2 separate regions of the Homo sapiens genome follow, and region 2 is linked to region 1. A link is an interaction called in ENCODE POLR2A ChIA-PET data of the cell type or tissue named here. Cell type or tissue: MCF 10A. All regions are shown on one strand. Each heading gives the region's core, and the rest is flanking DNA. Links, peaks and the distances in the headings are about the cores only.

What was found. ChIA-PET counts read pairs that join two places held together with the same protein. Peaks named below come from ENCODE experiments on the same cell type or tissue, not always from the same donor. Only the 100,000 strongest peaks of a DNase experiment are listed, where the experiment ranks them.
Region 2: POLR2A ChIA-PET joins it to region 1 with 5 read pairs; 3 of 35 experiments call an interaction of 5 or more read pairs at or near these places.

Annotation. Positions count from the first base shown.
Region 1 is chr3:177,492,323-177,503,669 of GRCh38, reverse strand. All of the region lies in intron 1 of LINC00578 (long intergenic non-protein coding RNA 578), which reads right to left. It also overlaps the pseudogene RN7SKP52. Among named protein-coding and RNA genes, the nearest start is that of LINC00578, 56 kb to the right of the region's middle. In MCF 10A, for the core only: no CTCF peak of the experiment used is centred there; a DNase peak (open chromatin) is centred at 5,239.
Region 2 is chr3:177,549,243-177,560,589 of GRCh38, reverse strand. The region is part of intron 2 of LINC00578 (long intergenic non-protein coding RNA 578); the gene reads right to left. Among named protein-coding and RNA genes, the nearest start is that of LINC00578, 110 kb to the right of the region's middle. In MCF 10A, for the core only: no CTCF peak of the experiment used is centred there; a DNase peak (open chromatin) is centred at 5,499.

The DNA of each region.
Region 1 (11,347 bases), core at 2,915-6,914:
ATTAACTTTACTCATTTTTTATTCCAAGTTTCCTTGTGCGAGTCTGAAAATAAAGTGATCATTATCAAGGTGTTATCTCCATTAGCAGAAGAAAAACTTCTAAAATAGTTAAATGGTGGATGTGAGGGTGATCTATTCACAACATCTGTCACCATATTGATCACCAAGGTTGATGTGGCTGCCAACCCGGCTGGCTATGTGGCTGTGCCCTTCCTCCCTCACTGCCCCATGTACATCCTTGCCAAAGCTCTGTGCTTGGTTGAAGAGAACTATCTTCCCTGATAAAATGGTTAAGTAGTACAAGTTTTACAGCAGTCTTCAGCTTCAAATTGAAAATCACTTAATTATAAAAATACTTCTATTCTTTTCAATGATTTATGAAATAAAAATATAGCCCATTCTGGCATAGTTGAAACATCTGACATTTTGTGAATGCTATTTTAAGTTCAGTTAAAACTTTTGTTGTTGTGATAAAACAATTAGAAATTTTGGTGGAGCCCAGCATCGTAGTAAAAACAATGATCTCACAAAACTTAAAAACATAGAAACTATGGAGCAGAGCTCTACTTGGAATTGGTTGTGGTGTACATGTAATTCATAAGTCGGTTAATACGAGCTGTGATATTCTACCATTCAAAATAAAAACTATAATTATCAAACTTTACATATATAGGTATACTTAAATCACTTCTATATATAAGTGGTTTAACTACATAAAATTTAGGATGACACATGCTGAAGACAAAAAAAAATTCAATACTGCAATACAAACTTTCTTTTTCTTGATGCCTACAATCAACTGAATATTAGAAATGTTTGAGCCTGGGGGCCAGGCGCAGTGGCGCACACCTCTAATCCCAGCACATTAGGAGGCTGAGGCAGACAGATCATCTGAGGTCAGGAGTTCAAGACCAGCCTGGCCAACATGGCGAAACCCCATCTCTACTAAAAATACAAAAATTAGCCAAGTGTGGTGGCAAGTGCCTGTAATCCCAGCTACTCGGGAGGCTGAGGCAGGAGAACTGCTTGAACTTGGGAGGCGGAGGTTGCAGTGAGCTGAGATTGCCCAGTTGCAGTCCAGCCTGGGCAACAAGAGCAAAACTCCATCTCAAAAAAAAAAAAAAAAAAAAAAAAATGTTTGAGCCATTGAAGAATTTTTTATATTAACCCCAGTGTCCTACAATGGAATTGAATTTTTAAATTAAAAAGTCCTCTAAATTATGGTTGCATTTTGTTCAAAATTAGTTGGAACTCTTTAATAAAAGTACTCCATAAATAAAACAACAAAAAAGTGTTGAAGTTTTTAGTAAATTTTGGTTACTAAAAATAAGGTTTATAACAATAAAGACATTGAAATTTATTCTTCCTAATACAAGGGAGGAACTGAACATATCAAATGAAAAGGGCTTAAAGGGTAAACAAGTTTCTGTTTTCAAATTTGATAATTGTTCTTCAGAATATATTACTTTTAGGGAGATCATTTGACAGAGCAACTATTTTTAATTCAACAAATTTATATTCTGTTCTGGAGTAGAATAAAAAAACTTATAATTTTATAACATTTATATTTGGCAAAACTTCAAAAACATCATAAACACAGATGACTTATTTGATGAGTTTTTGTCTTATAAAAACATTTGTTGAATAAAAATACACTGAATAGAGGGGGGAAACAACCTGAGATGTTTACACATTTTAATATAAAAAAATTTTTTCATTGCGAATATCCTACATCGAGCAGAATTTATTTTGAATATGCTTCAGTTTCTGAAGGGAAAGTATTTTCTTAATTTAAAAAAAAAAGAGAATAATTCATTGGAGTCATCAAACATTCTAATTTATTTACCATAAAATAGAGCTTTGAGGCCGGGAGTGGTGACTTATGCCTGTAACCCCAGTACTTTGGGAGGCTTAGGCAGGCAGATCACGAAGTCAGGAGATCAAGACCATCCTGGCTAATGGTGAAACCTCATCTCTACTAAAAAAAAAATACAAAAAATTAACCAGGTATGGTGGCATGCGCCTGTAGTCCCAGCTACATGGAAGGCTGAACCCAGGAGGCACAGGTTGCAGTGAGCCGAGATTGCACCACTGCACTCCAGCCTGGGCAACACAGTGAGACTACCTCTCTCAAAAAAAAAAAAAAAAAAAAAAAAAAAAACATATATATATATATATATATATATATATATATATATATATATAGCTTTGACTATTACTCAATTTTATTAGAACATTTTAATAAGATTATATTGAAAATACATATATTCTTCAGAAAGATACTAATGGCATGATATTAAGGATAGATTTAGATAAGAAATAGATTAAAATATGTGCCTATACAATTGCCTCAAAAAGAATAAAATATCTAGGAATACAGCTAACTAGGAAGGTGAAGGATCTCTACAAGGAGAACCGCAAAAAACTTCTCAAAGAAATCAGAGATGACACAAACAAATGCAGAAACATTCCATGCTCATGGATAGGAAGAAGCAGTATCATTAAAATGACCATACTGTCCAAAGCAACTTATAGATTTCCAGGTTCAAGCGGTTCTCCTGCCTCAGCCTCCGGAGTAGCTGGGACTACAGGCGCATGCCACCATGCCCGACTAGTTTTTTGTATTTTTAGTAGAGATGGGGTTTCACCGTGTTGGTCAGGCTGGTCTCAAACTCCCGGCCTCAGGTGATCCACCCTCCTCGGCCTCCCAAAGTGCTGGGATTACAGGCATGAGCCACTGTGCCCAGGCAATATTTTTATATTTTAAGAATTTTTTTCAGGCTGGGCGTGGTGGCTCATGCCCGTAATCCCAGCACTTTGGAAACTGGGGTGGACAGATCACTTGAGGTCAGGAGTTCGAGACTAGCCCGGCCAACATGGTGAAACCCCATCTCTACTAAAAATACAAAAATTAACTGGGCATGGTGGTGCGCACCTGTAATCCCAGCTACTTGGGAGGCTGAGGCATGAGAATCACTTGAACCCGGGAGGCAGAGTTTGCAGGAAGCCAAGACCGTGCCATTGCTCTCCAGCCTGGGAGAAAGAAGGAGTCTCTATCTCCAAAAAAAAAAAGATTTTTTTTTCAAAAAGTTTTTAATAGAGTCAACTTGATGGTCAATAAATATTCAAAAGATTAAGTTCCACTTATTTTTAGCACCTCCTTTTACTCTCAAAAGTGTCCCAGTTTGGTTGATGTTGGCTAACTATAGCCAACAGGATAAAGCCACATTCCTTGTGATGTGGCCCTCTGCACCTTTCCAGTCTCCATCCCGTGACTCTTCAAAGCCTCCCAGGCTCGGCTCTCAAAGCTCTACTCCCACACTTCCCTCTGGCTGCAATGCCCTGTGCCCTCATAACCCTGCTGCATTCTAACTCGGCCATTACATCCAACCTAAATATCTTCTTACAGCTTCTGCTGACTTTCTTCTCTTACCTTCCCATCTTACAGCATTAATTATACGCACATATATGTCCTCATAGAGCTTCACATGCAACCCTGATTGTTGTTACAGCGCCACTATTTTCTTTCCTGTCCTCCTTTCAAACTGGATGGGGAAAGCTGAGAGGCCATGGACTTTGACTTCTTTATCTTTGTACATCCAGAGCCTGACGCATTACTGGACACAAACTGGTTATGGCAAATGTTGGTCTAATTAAATGTGTTGTATCACAAAGAAGGCCTTTCAGAACCTCAGAACCTCCTAAAACACACTATGAAGGCATCCTTGTGCTCTATGATTGCGTATAAGGCCCTTCCAGGACCTGATCCTCTAGCTGCTGAGCCCCAGCAGGGCCTGTTTTTTTCTGGAGGACTCATAGGTTCATGATCATCTGCTGGCATGCTCTTGAGAAGGCTCTAGGGTGAATAGATAACCTCAGCTGTCCGGTGATTCATTTCGCTATGTAAAATCTGAAATAATGATAATGTATTTTGCATGTGTGTGTGTAAAATTAACACTCACTTATTCCCAAATAAACCAATAACAATTTCCAGTGCCTATACCAAAAGCTTGACCAACAAAACTATAACTACCAGAAAGGGTAGTGAATATAACCTAACCCTATTTTCTTTTTTTTCTTTTTTTTTCTTTTTTTTTATTATACTTTAAGTTCTAGGGTATGTGTGCACAACGTGCAGGTTTGTTACATAGGTATACATGTGCCATGTTCATTTACTGCACCCATCAACTCGTCATTTACATTACATATTTCTCCTAATGCTGTCCCTCCCCCAGCCCCCCACCCCCTGACAGGCCACGGTGTGTGATGTTCCCCACCATGTGTCCATGTGTTCTCACTGTTCAACTCCGACCTATGAGTGAGAACATGCTGTGTTTGGTTTCCTGTCCTTGTGATAGTTTGCTTAGAGTGATGGTTTCCAGCTTCATGCATGTCCCTGCAAAGGACATGAACTCATCCTTTTTTATGGCTGCATAGTATTCCATGGTGCATATGTGCCACATTTTCTTAATCCAGTCTATCATTGATGGACATTTGATAACCTAACCCTATTTTCTAAAGCTGGTCATAGACTCCCCTTCACTAGGCAAGGGGCCCTTAAGTAAGAAGATGTCCAGCAAAGTGAATCTAAGACATACAAAATGGTGAGTTTCCATATTGGGTTATGTCTCACTCTAACAAAGCCGTCTTTCATTATGGATATAATTTAAAAGTGCCTATATAGGTGTGTATATGTGTATATCATATACACTTTGAATAGATAGCATTATCGATTCACACATCCACAGTCGTCAATAATACTGCGAATTACCTAGGAGACAGCACAGTGGTAATAGAGAGGCCTTGGAGCTAGATAAGTCTGTGATAGAATTTTGACTTCATCTTTTCTTGAGCCTCAGTTTCCTCATCTGTGAAATGTGAATAAACATGCCTGCCATTTAGACCTGTTGAAAGGATTAAAGAAGACAGTACCTAGACAGATAAATAGTAAAGTTGTTACATTTATTACTACAGGATCTGTTATTATTTGACTAGCATGTAATCTACTAATATTGCACAACCTTGATTCTTATTCTCTAAGGTGAAGTAGAGCTGATCGCTAAGTCCCCATTGCTGCCAAATTCTGTTTTCAGTGACATTTTAAGAACAGCCTCCCTCCGCATGTCCACAGGGAACTGTCAGGCCCAGGGGCACCTCTGCTGCTTCCCAGTAGGAAGCTCCCTCGAGAAAGCAAGCAGGGAGCGGGTTTCTATGATCCCACCAAGATTTGGCTGAGCTCCACTTTCAGCCTAGTGACTCATGCACCTTGAGTTGCTAAGGGAATTGAAAGTGTTGCCAAGGAATTTTGCAGTTTGCAGCAGGTGGATGTAGAAATTACAGAACCACTTTCTTCAAATCAGTAGCAGTGGATGTTTGTGCCCACAAGGATGAGGGCACTTTGGCAAGCACCCTAACCAACTTCTCCTCATACTTCAAAACAGACCCCAAACCATGTTTTCACCTTCTAGTGGTATATGAATGCACAGATGCAGAAGTAAAACCTGGTCCTGAGCAGAGGGTCTAAATCTGCAGGCGTCAACAAATATGTTACAACATTTTTTTAATGTGAATGGTCAATTGACTTTTATGAAACTGAATATTAACTGATAAATGATTACACTGTTCATCAATTATTTCACTTTAGATATAATCTGAAATCTTTCAAAAGATGTTTGTCTCTCCTTATCAATACAATTGATTGTTTTATCTCAGTGCTGCATTTTCGGCAATTTTCTCATATCTAACTTTCGGTTTATAAATTTTTTTGCTTTAGCTGTCTTTAACCAGCTGATTAAACCATGCACTGCATTTCCATTTCAATGACGATATTTTGCAATTCTAGAAAATTTATTTAACTATTTTTGAATTTTTTTTTAGTATTCCGCTTAAGTTTATGTGTTGGTGTTTTGGCTATATCTATTTGTATAGTTTTTTTATGATTGCGCTAAGGATAATGAAATACATACCTAACCTCTTACAGTCTATTTAGATGGAATATTTTACCACTACAAGCAAAACATGGAAGTCCTGCAACCCTTTGCCTTCTCCCGTTTGTGTCACAGCTGTCAGATGCTTTGCATATACATACCGAGAAACCCTACCAAAGTTACAATTTTTTTTTTTATATACGAAGTCTAGCTCTTGTCCTCCAGGCTGGAGTGCCATGGCATGATCTCAGCCCTCTGCAACCTCCCCTTCCAGGGTTCAAACGATTCTCCTGCCTTGGCCTCCCCAGTAGCTGGGATTACAGGTATGTGCCACAACACCTGGCTAATTTTTGTATTTTTAGTAGAGATGGGGTTTCACCATGTTGGCCACAGTGGTCTTGAACTCCTGACCTTAGGTGATCCACGCGCCTCGGCTTCCCAAAGTGTGGGATTACAGGCGTGAGCCACCGCTTCCAGCCACACTATGCCTAGCCAAAAGTTACAACTTTTGCTTTCAATAGTCATACATATTTTAAGAACTTAAAATATTAAGTTCTTAATATTAATATATTAATATTACCAGACAGTTTTTATATTACCCAGTTACCATTCTCTTCCATTTCTGAAGTTTCAAGTTTCTCTAGTATCACTTCCCTTAAGCCTAACTACTTCCTTTAGCATTTCTTTTAGATGGGTCTGCTGGTAATAAATTTTCTTCATTTTATCATCTTGCTGAGCCAATAAGCAGTTTGTTTAATTTCTCCTTCACAAAGGGTGCAAGTAATTAATCGAGTAGAACAGAAAAAGGGTAAAGATTGGATATGGAAGAAAACAGGTGAGTGACCAACGCCATATCTAATGCAAAGCAGCTTCCAATGAAGCCCCTTTTTCTTTTAAGCAGGTCTCAGGAACTCAGCTTTTTTTAGTATCCTTCTGCATTTGTCACTACCAGCCTATCACATGGGGTTCTTTTCCCTAAAGCCAGCCATGGGTAAATGTCCTTTCCCATCAGCTGGAAAGAATAAGTACCCATTCTGTTTATTTCACAGAGTCAATGTGAATGATGCTGCTCAGAGTCTCAATGGTAGCCACCAGGTCCCCAAACCAATATAGAAAGAAGACAGACTTGAACTACAGGGAAATTGAATTGTTAGAAAGTTGTCTTTGCTACCCCATTGATGGAGACAATCCTGAAGTGCAGATAAGAAGAAAAAACATGTAAATTCAAGTTATAGTACACATTTCCCTCTAATTTTCCTGATGCATATGGCTGTCATTGACCCTTCATCACTAGCCTAACAATAATAGTTGGTTTGCAATTTATTTGGATCCTCTGAAGATTGGGAGTTATTGTTAGCAGACAATTTTCCATGGATCTCTCAATATTTCTGCACATCTTATAAGCAGAAGTACTGACGGCCTTTTGTTCTGAACTATCTTTTCAAGGATATTTGTATAGCAAACAGCATGGAAATAATAGACAGTGTGTTTCCCTCCAAAGCAAAGAGCAGGTTGCTTACAGCTTCGCCATGATTTTAAAGGCGATATTTCCCACTGAAGCAAAAGGCAGGTATGCTTACTGTCCAGTGTAATAAAGAAAATGTTTCTCTCTGAAAGCAAAGGTCAAGCATGCTAAATGTATATTACACAAGATTCAGATTCCCTAAGTTCGGGGACTCTTCTGTAACAAACCCATTGAGTGTGCAGTTATTATGTAGCTCCTGTGGGAACTGGAGCTTAGGGATTAGGACAAAAATGCTAATTCTCTGGCTACTGTCCTTTACCTCTGACCTGGGAGTCTCAAGTCTCCAACCAGCATCCTTGAAACTGTGGCTGGCTAACCTGTCAGCTTGCAAGTAGATAAAATCCTAGACCCTCAGAGGTCTTGGCAGTTACAAAATGACCTTCTGTACCTTCCCAACCCTCTCATAGTATTTATTTCTCCTCCAAGAGTGGGATGGCTGCTATGTATTTACATAGCATCTGGCCATGTGCCAATTCACCAGGTCCCCATAGGACTCTACCCCCAGAATTCTATTTCTTAACATTCTCACATAGATGCCAAAAGTAGGCACTAGTTTCTTTGTTTCTTCCCCCTAGTTGTACATCTTTATCTTTAGTATGCATATACTGTATCACATATTTCAACAGCTGCAAGAAGCAGCAAATACATACTAGATCAGTATAGTCTCTGGCCACTATATGCCAAGCCCACACAAATGCATTAGTAAACTTCACTTGAGATTAAGGATGTAAAAACCTTGTGCAAAACCATCTATAAATATAAAGTTTTATTATTATGAGCTCCTATAATACAAGAATTCTGGTTGACCACCTCTGAGCTGGCTACTAGAATTTCCTCATTCCTGAACAGGAGAACTTTAGCTAAGAGTAAATTAGTAAGCGCTCAGGTAAAACAATTGTAAGAGAGCAGAAAAGGCTGGGCGCGGTGGCTCACGCCTGTAATCCCAGCATTTTGGGAGGCTAAGGCAGGTGGATCATGAGGTCAGGAGTTTGAGACCAGCCTGACCAACATGGTGAAACCCCATCTCTACTAAAAATACAAAAATTATCCGGGTGTGGTGGTGCGCGCCTGTAATCCCAGCTACTCAGGAAGCTGAGACAGGAGAATCACTTGAACCCAGGAGGCAGAGGTTGCAGTGAGCCAAGATTGCGCCGTTGCTCTTCAGCCGGGGCAAGAGAGCAAGACTCCATCTCAACCAAAAAAAAAAAAAGAGAGAGACCAGGAAAACAAAAGTATCCTTTGTCAGAAGCTGAAAGTGAACCAGTACCATGTTGAATCTGTCAATACAAGACAGAAGGACAAAATATCATTGTCCTTCTAAATTTTGCTTGCATTTTACTGACAATCTGGTTACTAAATTGTTAGATACAGAATTAACTCTTACGTACTTGGTCTAGCAATGGACCAAATTAAATTAATAGATAAGAAGCAAGTTGCAAAAATTCCCGAGCTATCTTCTTCTTCTTTTGTACCATTTTACATGGCATCAAAATCTGTTCCAGTTACTAAGGACACATATGAATTTACCCCACAACTCAGTGGCATGAAACAGCAATGTGTCATGCTCACAGATTCTGTAGAGGAAATTGGACAGGACACTGTGGGGACAGCTTGTCTCTGATCCACAACGGTCTGGGGTCTCAGATGGAAGATTCAAAGACTGGGAGCTGAAATCATCTGAAAGCGTCTTCACTCGTGTCTACTGTACAATGGTGGCACTCAGCTGAAGACCTTAGTTCCTCTCTATATTGGCCTCTCCATGCAAGTTAATTTTGCTTCCTCAGAGCATAACAGCTGAGTTCCAAGGACAGGTGTCCTGAGAGAGGAATCAGATGGAGGCTGTATCCTCTCTATGGCCTTAGCCTTGGAAGTCACATAGCATCACTTCTGCTGCATCTGTTGATCAAAAATGGAAGTTTCTGTCTTGATCCAAACCCAGAAAATATAAATCTCAGCATTAAATAAGAAGGTGTCAGTTACAATTTAAGAAATGCATGTGGCACTCAGATATGTATATTTGTATGGCCATCTTTGGAAAATACAATCTACCACACTCTGTATTTGTGTGACTTCTCTCAATGAACCTACAAAACAGATGCTTTCATTCTCTTCATTTCACAGATAGAAAATTAAACCCAAACAAGTTTAACAACTTGGCCAAATTAACACTTGATTATAAGAACATCTATTAGTAAACTTACCCATGTTTGAACTTTGTTGATACGAAGAGGTTCCTCCTCCCATGGCCAGAGATGATTTTTAGTTTCCATGTTGAGCCACTGTTTCCTTTTTTTCTTTTTTGAGATAGGGTCTCACTTTGTCACCCAGGCTGGAGTGCAGTGGTGCCATCTTGGCTCACTGCAGACTTGACCTCCCAGGTTCAAGCAATCCTGCTTCAGCCTCCCAAGTAGCTGGGACTATAGGCACGCACAGCCACACCCGGCTAATTTTTGTACTTTCTGTGGCGACAGGGTTTCACCATGTTGCCCAGGCTGGTCTTGGACTCCAGAGCTCAAGAAATCCACCCGCCTCGGCCTCCCAAAGTGCTAGGATTACAGGCGTGAGCCATGGCCACCCGGCCTGAGCCACTGTTTTCTATCATGTCTCAAGTTTCACTGTCTAAGATCCGACACATGACTTGAAGACTTACCCCTTTAAATTTTCCTCTTATTTTAACAGCTTTTGGGATTCTACTGGAAGTTTGTACAGCGTAGTGGTACCAGGAATAAGCATTGGAGGCAGATAAACATGGCTTTAAATCCTGGCTCTACCACTTCTTGTTTAGATGCAGCAAACACATTACTTACCCTTGGTAAGCCTCCCTCCCAACAGGGATAATAATAAGCTTCTCGAACCTGGTACAGAAGGTGCATATTAATAGAATAAGTAAAATATCACTGACACCTGTCCCCACATTCTTATGCCACTCCCTAGGAACTTTCATCTAATTATAACTAGAAGTTCTCAGATGGTGTTTCATGAGTGCTTACAAATGAATCACCATTGATGCTAACAGTAGGCTTCCTCTTCTGATCCAGACGCCTTCATGGTGGATGGTCTCAGGAAGTCACTGAGGGCAGTACCTCATCACTACCTTGATTACAGATGCTCCCCTAAAACAAGGCTGTCTCCTAATGAGACTACATAGCAGCAATCTCTCAGGATGCTGCAGAGGCACGGTATTCGGTTTATCATTGGGAGTAATGCCCCCTCCACCCTTCCACTTGGGTCACAGAGACACATAGTTTTTTCTGCTTTTGCTAGCAATTTCTCTCTCTAGAGGACTTGCATATTGATCCTTAGAGCCAGGAGATAACACACCTTTCTGTGCTCTCAAAGTCTACACAACCAACCCTCTTCCTCCTCCAAACTTGCCTTCCTTTCTTCAGCTAAAAGCAAAAGCACAACACAACTTACACCAGTCCCTTCTTCTGAGATCTGTTCATCGCTTTACAGATTCTCCTACACCCGTTAATACGCACACTGTGCTTTATGTGCTCACTCTCAACTGCACTTCCTTCTTTCTCTCTGATTTTATGTCCCAATCAGCCTCTCTCATCTCTCTTTTTTTTTTCTTGCTTTTATAAATCATGGGGCCAGGCGTGGTGGCTCACACCTGTAATCCCAGCACTTTGGGAGGCTGAGGCAGGTGGATCACTTGAGGTCAGGAATTCAAGACCAGCCTGGCCAACATGGTGAAACCCCATCTCTACTAAAAATACAAAAATTAGCCAGGCACGGTGGCGAATGCCTGTAATCCCCTCTACTCAGGAGCCTGAGGCAGGAGAATCTCTTGAACCCAGGAGGCAGAGGCTGCAGTGAGCCAAGATCGCGCCACTGCACTCCAGCCTGTTTACAGAGCAAGGCTCCATCTTCAATAAATAAATAAATAAAT
Region 2 (11,347 bases), core at 3,113-7,112, 57 kb before region 1:
CATGTAACTCCTGAAAATAGGAGATCTAAATATCCATCACTTGAGAATTTTTGTATCTGGGGTGAGGAAAATTCATGTAACTATTTGTAGGGTAAACACACCTGATAGCAATAACTTAAGCATACCCTTAGAATGGACCCTGCATGGCAGATGCACCCGAATGTCTATTCCAAGCTAGGGATTTGGGAGTGGCTAATCCAGAAATTTGTTCCTGATTATGAGGAACATCTGAGCCCTCAGCTCATCCTGTGGAACATGGGCCAAACAGAGGATTGAGACCCTGAATTTTTGGGTTAAATGAAGGTTGCCAGGTGGGACCTGGAAGAGGAAGGGGTTAAGGGAAAATGCTATATAAACTGCATGCTGTTTGCAATGCGGTTTTCCTGTCCGGCCCACCACCTTTGGACCATGCATAAGGTGGCTCTCCTGCCCAGCCCACCGCCACTGGACTCTCTCCCCTGGATATCAACCCCCAGTAAAACCCTATGTCTCATTTGCTGTTTCTGAGGCTCTTCTTTGGCCTCTTAAACCTGATGCCATCGCCATTGGAGTGCACAGAGGTTGGACACTACACTATTTTATTGATGCTTTAAATATATTTTATTATTTGTGCTGACTTGAAATTACAAGAAACATCCTGGGTAATTTAAGAATTTCTCTGCTTGTATTCCATATTTGCAACATTTTCTCTTGCCCTTCCTCCCAAAAGAAAATGCAATTGTCCACCCCCTTCCAGGCGGGCATGCCTTCCAAGACCCCCCATGGATGCCTGAAACTACCTAGAGAACTGAAACTGCTCCTCCACTTACAATGGAGTTACAATCCAATAAACCCATCCTAAGCTGAAAAATGTATTTAACGCACCTAACTACGGAATATCGCAGCTTAGTCTAGCCTACCTTGAACATGCTCAGAAGACTTACGCTAGCCTGCACTTGGGCAAAATTGCCTGACAACACAGTGCACTGCGTGCACTGCCTCTGCCCACTATCACGAGAGAGGATCATATGAAAAAATGCTCACCACTAATGATCAGGGAAATGCAAATCAAAACCACAATTTGATACTACCTTACTCTTACAAGAATGGCCATAATTAATAAATCAAAAAATAATAGATGTTGGTATACACGTGGTGAAAAGAGAACACTTTTACACTGCTGGTGAAAATGTAAACTAGTACAACCATTATGAAAAACAGTGTGGAGATTCCTTAAATAACTAAAATTAGAGCTACCGTTTGATCCAGCAATCCCACTAATGGGGATCTACTCAGAGGAAAAGAAGTCATTATATGAAAAAGATACTTGTACACACATGTTTATAGCAGCACAATTTGCAATTGCAAAAATATGGAACCAGCCCAAATGCCCATCAATCAACAAGTGGATAAAGAAAATGTGGGGTGTGTGTGTGTGTGTGTATGTGTGTGTGTACACCATGGAATACTACCCAGCCATAAAAAGGAACTAAATAATGGCATTCACAGCAACCTGGATGGAGCTGGAGACGATTATTCTAAGTAAAGAAACTCAGTAATGGAAAACCAAACATCGTATGTTTTCACTCCTAAGTGGGAGCTAAGCTATGAGGACACAAAGGCATAAGAACAATACAATGGACTTTGGGGACTCGTGGGGAAGGGTGGGAGGGGGCGAGGGATGAAAGACTACACTTTGGGTACGGTGTACACTGCTCGAGTGATGGGTGCACCAAAATCTCAGAAATCACCAGTAAAGTACTTATCCATGTAACCAAAAACCCCCTGTTCCCTAAAAACCTATTGAAAAACATACAAAAAAATAGTATTGTACTGCCTTCTACTGAATGCATATTGCTTTTGCACAGTCCTAAAGTTGAAAAATCATTTAAGTCAACCCATCATAAATTGGGGACTATTTGTCCATACCTACGATAAAATTTAATTTATAGGCTGGGTGCAGTGGCTCATGCCTGTAATTCCAGCATGTTGGGAGGCCGAGGCAGGGGGATCACCTGAGATCAGGAGTTCGAGACCAGCGTGGTGAAACCCCGTCTCTACCAAAAATACAAAAATTAGCTGGACGTGATGGCAGGTGCCTGTGATGCCAGCTACTCAGGAGGCTGAGGCAGGAGAATCCCTTGAGCTCGGGAGGCAGAGGTTGCAATGAGCTGAGATTGTGCCACTGAACTCCAGCCTTGGTGACAGAGCAAGACTCCATCTAAAAAAAAACTAATGTATAAATTAGGCCCAATAAGACATTAACAATAACTAAAAACAGAACAACTATAACAAAATGCTGTAATAGAAGTTATGTAAATTTGGTCTCCCTCTCTCAAAATATTTTATGGCACTGTACTCACCTATCTGAGACCTCAGTTAACCACAGGTCACTAATTCAAGGAAAGCAAAACATTGAATAACAGGGGACTGCTACTGGAGAAGACATTTATTGCATACATATCTCTAAGTGTAAATGTGGAACCCACAGTAATCCTCACGAAATACTCCACTATATGCACACTTTTCCCAGCTCCCTATGTCACTAGGTAGGACCACGTAACTGGCTTGGCCAATGAGCTGTGAGAAGAAGTTACAAGGCCACATCTGGAATGAAGCAATGAAAAGCCTTGGTACAGTTCTTTAGTCTCTTTCCCTGCCATGGTAACCAAAGGGGGAAGATTATTCCAGAAATTGCAGGTATAAGATGGAGAAGGCTACATCAGCCAGGTTCTGTGAGTGACTGTGTAAAACAAACTCCTTTCTCTTCCACCGCCTTAATTTGTTTTGTGCTGCAGTAACAGGATGCCTAAGACTGGATGATTTATAATGAACAGAAAGGTATTGGCTTACAGTTCTGGAGGCGGGGAAGTCCAGTATCACGATGACAGCATCTGCCAAGGGCCTTCTTGCTGCACCATCACATGGCAGAAGGGCAAAGAGAGGGCACAAGAGAGACAGAGAGCATGAGGGGGTAAACCCACTCCCCCAGTAATGGCATTAATCCATTTATGAGGGCAGGGCCCTCATGGCCTAATCACTCTTAAAAGTCCCACATCTTAATACTGTTACAATGGTAATTAAATTTCAACATGAGTTTTGGAGAAGACAATCATTCAAACCATAGCATCCACCTACCAGCAAGAAGAAACAAACATTGTCATCTGGGGGTGGGAGAGCTTGTTACAATATATACCTAGCCTACCCCAGTTAAAACAAGAATCATACATCTTTGCAGTAGTAAAGATTCTCTCCTTCACTAAACTTTAGTCAGGCTCCTCTAAGTCTGACCTTGGTGTCTACCTAATTGGGCCTGCATCATGCCATTTTAGCAAAAATCCTGCTAAGTCACTGTATTAGTTAGGGTTCTTTAGAGTGACAGAACTAATAGGATAGATGTATATGAAGGGGAGTTTATTAAGGAGTATTGACCCACATGATCACAAGGTGAAGTCCCACGATAGGCCATCTACAAGCTGAGGATCAAGGAAGACAGCAGTGGCTCAGTCCGAGTCCCAAACCTCAAAAGTAGGAAAGCTGACAGTGCAACCTTCAGCCTGTGGCCAAAGGCCCAACAGCCCCTGCCAAACCTGGTATAGGTCCAACAGTGCAAAAGCTGAGGAGCTTGGAGTCTGATGTTCAAGGGCAGGAAGCATCCAGCACAGGAGAAAGATGAAGGCTGGAAGACTCAGCAAGTCTGCCCATTCCACTTTCTTCTTCATTCCACTTTATTCTAGCCACACTGGCAGCTGATTAGATGGTGCCCACCCAGATTGGGGGTGGGTCCGCCTCCCCCAGTCCACTGACTCAAATGTTAATCTCCTTTGGCAACACCCTCACAGAAACACCTAGGAACAATACTTTGCATCCTTCGATCCAATCAAGTTGACACTCAATATTAACCATCATGGTCAGTTTAGAGAGAATTCTCCACCTGTGATCTCTGATCATTCTCAGCATCTTTTCAGATTCCTTATCCCCCACCCTGATCACCCTAGCCTGCCTTCAGCAAGAATCCTTGTAGGTCTGTTTAACCAAAACCCTCCCTACCGCTGCTGTTTCCTAATAGTATTTTCCATCCACTCACCCCTACCCTGCTTCTTGGCTATAAATCCCCACTTGTCCAAGCTGTATTCAAAATTGAGCCCAGTTCTCTACTGAGATCTCTTTTCTCCTATTACAATAGTTCCTGAATAAAACCTGTTTGGGCCACTTCATTGTCAAGCTCTAATTTTCCTTTAACAGCAGTAATTCTTTAATTGTGTCTGTCCATCCACTCATTCCACTTGGTTTCCCTCATAAATTCTAAGCTAGATCAGTATACAACCATAACTACCCCAGCAATTTTGTAAAGGGCAATTTTTATGAACCTCTAAGTTATCCCAAATTTTTTTAATTTACATTAAGTCAAATACAGAATCCCAAAATTAATTTTAAAGAAAAATGTTGTTTGAAATTAACATAGAAAAGAAAGCTAGTTTTCTATTTTTTTCTCCTTAATACACTGTGTAAAGTTTTGAACTGATGATATTAATATATAATATTGCACCTGCACTGTAATGATTATTACTTTGTTAGGAGGATACATATGTTCATCATTGACACACTAACTACTAAGTGTGAAGGTTTGATTGATTTAAGAGATTAAGGGATAATTTTGTTTTTAAAATCAGTCTTCCATGGAGGTAGTATCTGTGTGCTGTGGACAGTCTATAGGTGTTGCCTGTCACTGGATTGTGATGGATGAACACTCTATTCATAATTCAAACTGTCTCCCATTTGTTCATAAAAGCTGACAATGCAGAGAGAATTCTGCTGAAAGAGCCACAAAAGAGTGAATTACAGAGAAATGTAAAACAATATGACAGAGGAGCATTTGGGCCAAAAATAAAGCAACCAAATCCAACAAATCTAAAAGGAGTGATTTTTTTCTAATTTTTTTGGCCAAATAGTACATTCAAATGTAGGTTCAAACAGCAAGCCTGCTGGTTCTCTGTCAGCAAAAATGCTAAATAGGGGCTAAGTTGTCTTCCTGGAGGGTGAGGCGCATAGACAAACTGAAAAGCCACCTGAAGTTTCAACCAAAAGCCAATTTAGATCAAGCTGAGCAAACAGACAGGTCTGCTGCCCAATTCAACACCAAGCTGTTTTTTTGTTTTTTGTTTTTAATGTATATAAGTCAAAAAGTACTTTACAAGCCAAGGAAAACCCAGAGAGCAATGTATGGACTAATGACATAGTTCCCATTCAGGTCTGGGGCCTGGAGTGCAGCCTGGGGCAGTTCCCACTGTGCTTCCCAGCCCCCATCTGTGTTTTTCACTGGTAAATTCAGAATAAAAAGAAAGTCAAGTGTAGCAGAGGACTGTGTGGGTTAGGAAGGAAGGGCAGTTCCACCCAGTTGGTCCAAGTTAAAATGGAGGCTGTTACTTGCTGAGAGCAGATTTGCACTCCTTTTTTTTTTTTTTTAGCACCAGCTGAGATTCTGTCTCAATTGCCCTCAACATTGAGTCACTAACCAGCCACTGGGTGTGGAATTCTGGCAGCAGTAGCGCTTAACTCTGAGACTTCCCACTCCCCACCCACCAGCTCCTTGCCCTCTCTGCAATGGCTTTTTTTTAGTAATAGAGGAAAAAAACTTTGAAATCCTGTTAATTCTGAGTATTGTTTACAAGTGATTATTTCTGAAGGGGCAAGGAGTGTTTGCAAAGGCCACTTTGGTTATATGAGATTTAAAAGGTTACTGCAATTATTTTTTGGTGTATAAGATGCATTTGCATACATAATTTCACAGAAGAATGGGGGCATTTTATGTACTTTCATCATATGTTTATTGAAAGTGAACAGTTATGCTGTCTGCACAGACATAACTGGTATTTCTTTAAAATTTATCTTTTCCAGATTATTACTATATATTAAAATTTCTAATTATCTACTGGAGATGCATTATACTACATTTATAGGAACAAAATAATGTATTTTCTCTTTTGTAGACATGGCTGCCCGAAAGCAATTCAGTATTTTGCATCCTTGTTCAGTCAGTAACTATGACTTATTAGATGCAGGTGAGTTTTTTATACATTTGGAAGAGGATGTGTCTTATACACTTGCAAGAGCATTGATGTCTCTGGATCTGAGTGCCCTTGTCTGCAAAAAGAAAGAGCTGAACTCCAAGTACCTTCAGCACTGAAAGTCTACAGCTGGCAATGGCTGTACCACAAAGATTAAAACAAGGCAATTCAGTAAGGGTAAACAATAAATTAAAAAAATCACTGAAATTGAATTAACTTGGTAGACAAAAGCAACCCTTAGACCACCAACAGTCATTTTGCAAATATTAATTTTTTAACTAAGGAACAATTACATACGCCTTGTCTCTTTAAATTAGATTGGAAGTTCCTTGAGGTTAAAACCAATGTTTTTAATTAAGAATAAAATTTCCCTAGGACAGATCATACTGCCAGATAAACGGCCTAGCAATAGAATGTGTTCGTAGATACATTAAAAAGAACCCAGGTCTTAGAGCTCTCAGGCCAGAGATTTTTCTTTCCATTACAATTTTCTGTCATCAAGGTTCAATGTAGGAAGCTTCTAGGAGAGACAATAACAATTGGGAGGAAGAAATCCAAGAGCATTGAAATAGACATGAGCTACACAAGGATACTAAAGTCCTGGTATTGACTCTTTTTTACCAGCAATATTTCTAGAAGAAAATAGCCCCCTCCATAGAAGTCTCTACAGAACACGTGGACAGCACTTAGTGATGAAGCCTGGGTTGGCAGCCCACATTGCCTGATGTTTGTATTGAAACCCTTCCCTGGCAGAGCCTGGTGCCCAGTGGTGCCGACTGGGCTGGCTCAGTGCTGAGAGACAGCTTCAGGGATGGACAGTTGCACTCTCAGGAGGTTGTATGCATAATCTCAGTTTGCAATTCTATTTTGTGAGAACAAAAGGGAAACAGTGGGCACTGGCTTGGCTGCTTTTCCAGATGCTTTTGACCAGGCAGGGGATGTAAAAAAGAAAATCTAGCTTGAAAAATGCAACAAAGAGAGAGAAATATTGTCTATTTTCCCATTATGTTTAGCTAGGATGTGGTCTACTGATTATTTTAAGAAAACTATTAACCGAGCTTTACTGTTTTCCTGTTGTATGCTAGCAGCTTCATGTAGTCTGAGAGTCTCAGGCTGGCTGTTAGAAGCCTTAGGTTTTCATCTCCAGTCACCACCATCTTGGCACTTGATTTCTCAGAGCTTCAGTGTGTCTATCTATAATGTCATTTTTAATTCCTGTCCTTCTCTACCTCAAACGGATGCTGTGAGGACAAATGAGATGGCTCAATATTACCTCCTTCCCTGTCCATCTGGCTCTCTGATTTGCAAGGACCACATCAAGTTCTGGACTAGAAAACAATAGAGTTGTGCCAGGAATGAAGGGAGGCAGAATGGAGCCAGGCGGAAGCCCAAAGGGACACAGAGGCAGAGATCCAAGGCCAGAATTGGAACATTGGATTAGCCACAATTTCACATATTAACATTATGCCCAGTTCCCAAAAATACACATTTATGTGGTTATATGAACATCTTTGAGTCATTCAGGATTTGGTTGTATTATCATTATTTGAACCCTCAAGTGCAAAAATATGAGGACTATATACTGAGATTTTCTTCCTTTTTCAATGGAGTATTCTTAACTTGTGTGGGCCAGGCCTTGAGCCCCTTTTTTGGTCAAAAGTCCTCAAAGGGAGTTAACTGGTCATTTTAATTCATTTGGGTCCAACTGAGGTGATTTTATAGCCCCTCCTGGCTTTGAAAGATCCAACAGACTTTCAGCCTCCAGGCAACAGAGGAGTGAGCCCTGGAAAGGGTCTAAATGATGCAGGCCCTCCTCCCTGTACGTCAGCTCCTTCTCTCCCCTTCTTTCCAATCAAACTAATCCCCTCACAATTTCCCAGAGGCTTCTCCATCATGGACACCCACAGGAAACAAATAAAAGGAACAGGACAGGGTGCAATTCTGCTCTTTGTCAGTGCTAATTGTGAGCCAGTTATCTGATCTGCTGTGACTTGCTCTTTCTGGAAAGGTGTGCATAATTTGGCAATAGAATTCCAAGATTCTCATTTATTGTAAATTGTGCCTTTGCCGATTGCTTTTGTCAGGGCTCCCCATTTCACCTCATGTCTCTGCTCTCCACTTTTGCAAATGCACTGATCTGTGAAAATGAATTAAACAGATTAAAAAGCAGCTTTTCTTATTCATTGGAATAAAAACAGCAAAGGCAGACATGGTACATCCTTGTACGTAACTCCAAGAAAAAAAAAACTACTTCACACAAGAGGGTGGCCTGGCTCTCTGGGGAGAAAACAAACCCACAAAATGCTCTGTGACTCAAGTTAAGCCTCTCCTATAATCTACAGTGAAGTTCTACTTAATGACAACCCACAATATAATCCAATTATTAGGCTTTCAGCAAACCAATACCATAATGACATCATATATTCTTAAAGTTGATCTTTATACAAAGCTGTTCCTCTTTTTAAAGAGAGAGAAACATTTATGATGTTAAATAACTCTCATCTTATAGACAGCTCAAGTTCACAAATTTGTAGAGCCAAAGCACCCGAAAGAAGAAAGCATATGCAGGTGTGTATTATCTGCAGTATGAGAAGGTTCTAGGTGCTGCTTTGACCCCACCTCGCGGACTAGGGCCAAGCTAAAAGCAACCTGCATAGTAAGGCTGGACTATAAGTGCCCCCAAAGCATCATCTTGGTACATCCTAGGGCAGAGTTGGGTCCCTATTATTTTAAGACAAGTGATACAATGGAAGGTTCCTGGAACTACCACACTGCACTGCTCCAAGGAGCACCAATAGCAAGGTAGTCCTCATGTTTGGTGACCTCTGGAGGTGGGAAGTGCACTGTGTGTGCAAACTAAATTGGTGGCCTTGAATCCCTTTATTAAAGAGGAAACACTTTGGTTTTTCTGTTTATTTGCTTAATGTTGTTTATTTGAGTAGAGGAAGGGCAAGAGGGAACAAAGAGAACACAGGAAGCACCTCTGTAGAGGTGCAGTAGACTACCCACAACGCCACCCGAGAGCTCTAGTTCTTAGTTCAAAACGAAGTTAGCAAGGTTTTTCTTTTCTTTCTTTTTTTTCTTTTTTGGAGACGGAGTCTCACTCTGTCACCCAGGCTGGAGTGCAGTGGCACGCGATCCCGGCTCGCTGCAACCTCCGTCTCCTGAGTTCAAGCAATTCTCCTGCCTCAGCCTCCTGAGTAGCTGGGATTACAGGCACTCGCCACCATGCCCAGCTAATTTTGTATTTTTAGTGGACACGAGGTTTCACCATGTTGGCCAGGCTGGTTTCAAACTCCCGCCCTCAGTTAATCTGCCCGCCTCAGCTTCCCAAAGTGCTGGGATTACAGGCATGAGCCACCGCGCCCGGCCAGGTTTTTTCATCTGTGTGTTGAATTCTCCTACAATCTGCTCCCAGGTTTGTCATGAGGAATAAGTGAGACAAAGCACAAAAACTTCATGGGTGTCTACCTAGAGAATAGTAAGTGCTCATGAAAGAGTAGTTACTGTCATGGTGATTACTAGTATTACTTTCTTAAATAGGCTTGGCTGAATAGAAAATGAACCCACCAGCCTCATCGGAAGCAAATCAGAGTTTCCCTTTTGCAAACAGGTAAGAGGGGAGATGAAGCAAGTCTTATCATAAGCAGCAACTGTCATTTATTTATTTATTTATTTATTTATTCATTTATTTTATTGTTTTAAAGTAATGTAAGTTTTATACATATATTTTATGATTTTTCTCCTTTCTTAATTGTAAGAGATTTGAATTTAATAAGGGAAAGAAGTTTACAGTGTCTCCTGCCTTTCCCATGTGATTCAGATTAAATGTTTGTTTTTTGTTGTTTTTTAACAGCTCATGTCTACAACCTGAGGAGTTTGTTTCTTGTTTTTTAATTTTCATTTCAAAAGGTTTTTGGGGAACAGGTGGTGTTTGGTTACATGAATAATTTCTTTAGTGGTGATTTCTGAGACTTTTGTGCAGCCATCACCCAAGCAGTGTACACTGTACCCACTGTATAATCTTTTATCCCTCATCCCCTTCCCACCCTTTTCCCTGAGTCCCCAAAGTCCATTATATCATTCTTATGCCTCTGCATCCTCATAGCTTAGCTCCCACTTAAGGGTGAGAACATACAATGTTTGGTTTTCCATTCCTGAATTATTTCACTTAGAATAATGGTCTCCAATTCCATCTAGGTTGCTGCAAATGCCATTATTTCATTCCTTTTTATGGCTGAGTAGTATTCTATTGTGTGTGTGTGTGTGTGTGTATGTATGTGTGTGTGTGTATATATATCACTTTTTTTTTTTTTTTTTGAGATGAAGTCTCGCTCTGTCACCCAGGCTGGAGTGCAGTGGCGCAATCTCGGCTCACTGCAAGCTCTGCCTCCTGGATTCAAGCAATTCTCCTGCTTCAGCCTCCTCAGTAGCTGGGATTACAGGTGCACACCACCACGCTTGGCTAATTTTTGTATTTTTAGCAGAGATGAGGTTTCACCATGTTGGTCAGGCTGTTCTCGAACTCCTGACCTCGTGATCTGCCCGCCTTGGCCTCCCAAAGTGCTGAGATTACAGGCGTGAGCCACCGCACCTGGCCATCACATTTTCTTTATCCACTCATTGATTGGCGGACATTTGGGCTGGTTCCACATTTTTGCAATTATGAATATAAGCAGCAACTTTTCAAGGAACCACCACAGTACTCTCAGACATAATGGCACAGAAACATTACTCCTTTGCTTTCATCACCATTTTAGACTTTTCACAGCATGCTTATATTGCTCTGCTGTGTTTCTCATTTTGGGTGGGACAAATTATCATTGGGTGGGACAAATTATCATTGGGTGAGACCATCTCATGCACTGTAGGACATTTAGCACCCCTAGCCCCCCCCCCCCCCACTCATAACAGTACTAATACCAATAGTACCAGAAATATGACTGGTATTACTGGGAGTGGCCAGGGGTGTTACATGTCATTAAGCTCAGTTACTGGAACAACCCAAATAACACCTTACACGTCTCCAATTGCTGTCTGGAAATAGAACTGCGCCACTTCAGACTTTTTGGTAAAGAAAGTATCACTATGTCCACTTCACAACTGGGGAAACTGAGGCATAAAGAGTGCCTGACCAAGTTAATTAGAGACCCAGACAGTAAAAACAAGTAGTAAATGACCTATGTATGTCACAAACGGTGATTAGCAAGTGGGGTGGGGCAGGGACGTTACTCTGAAGGCTTTTCTAAGTACACAGACACTCCCGTAGACACTCACTCCAGTGAAAAATCACTGTCATA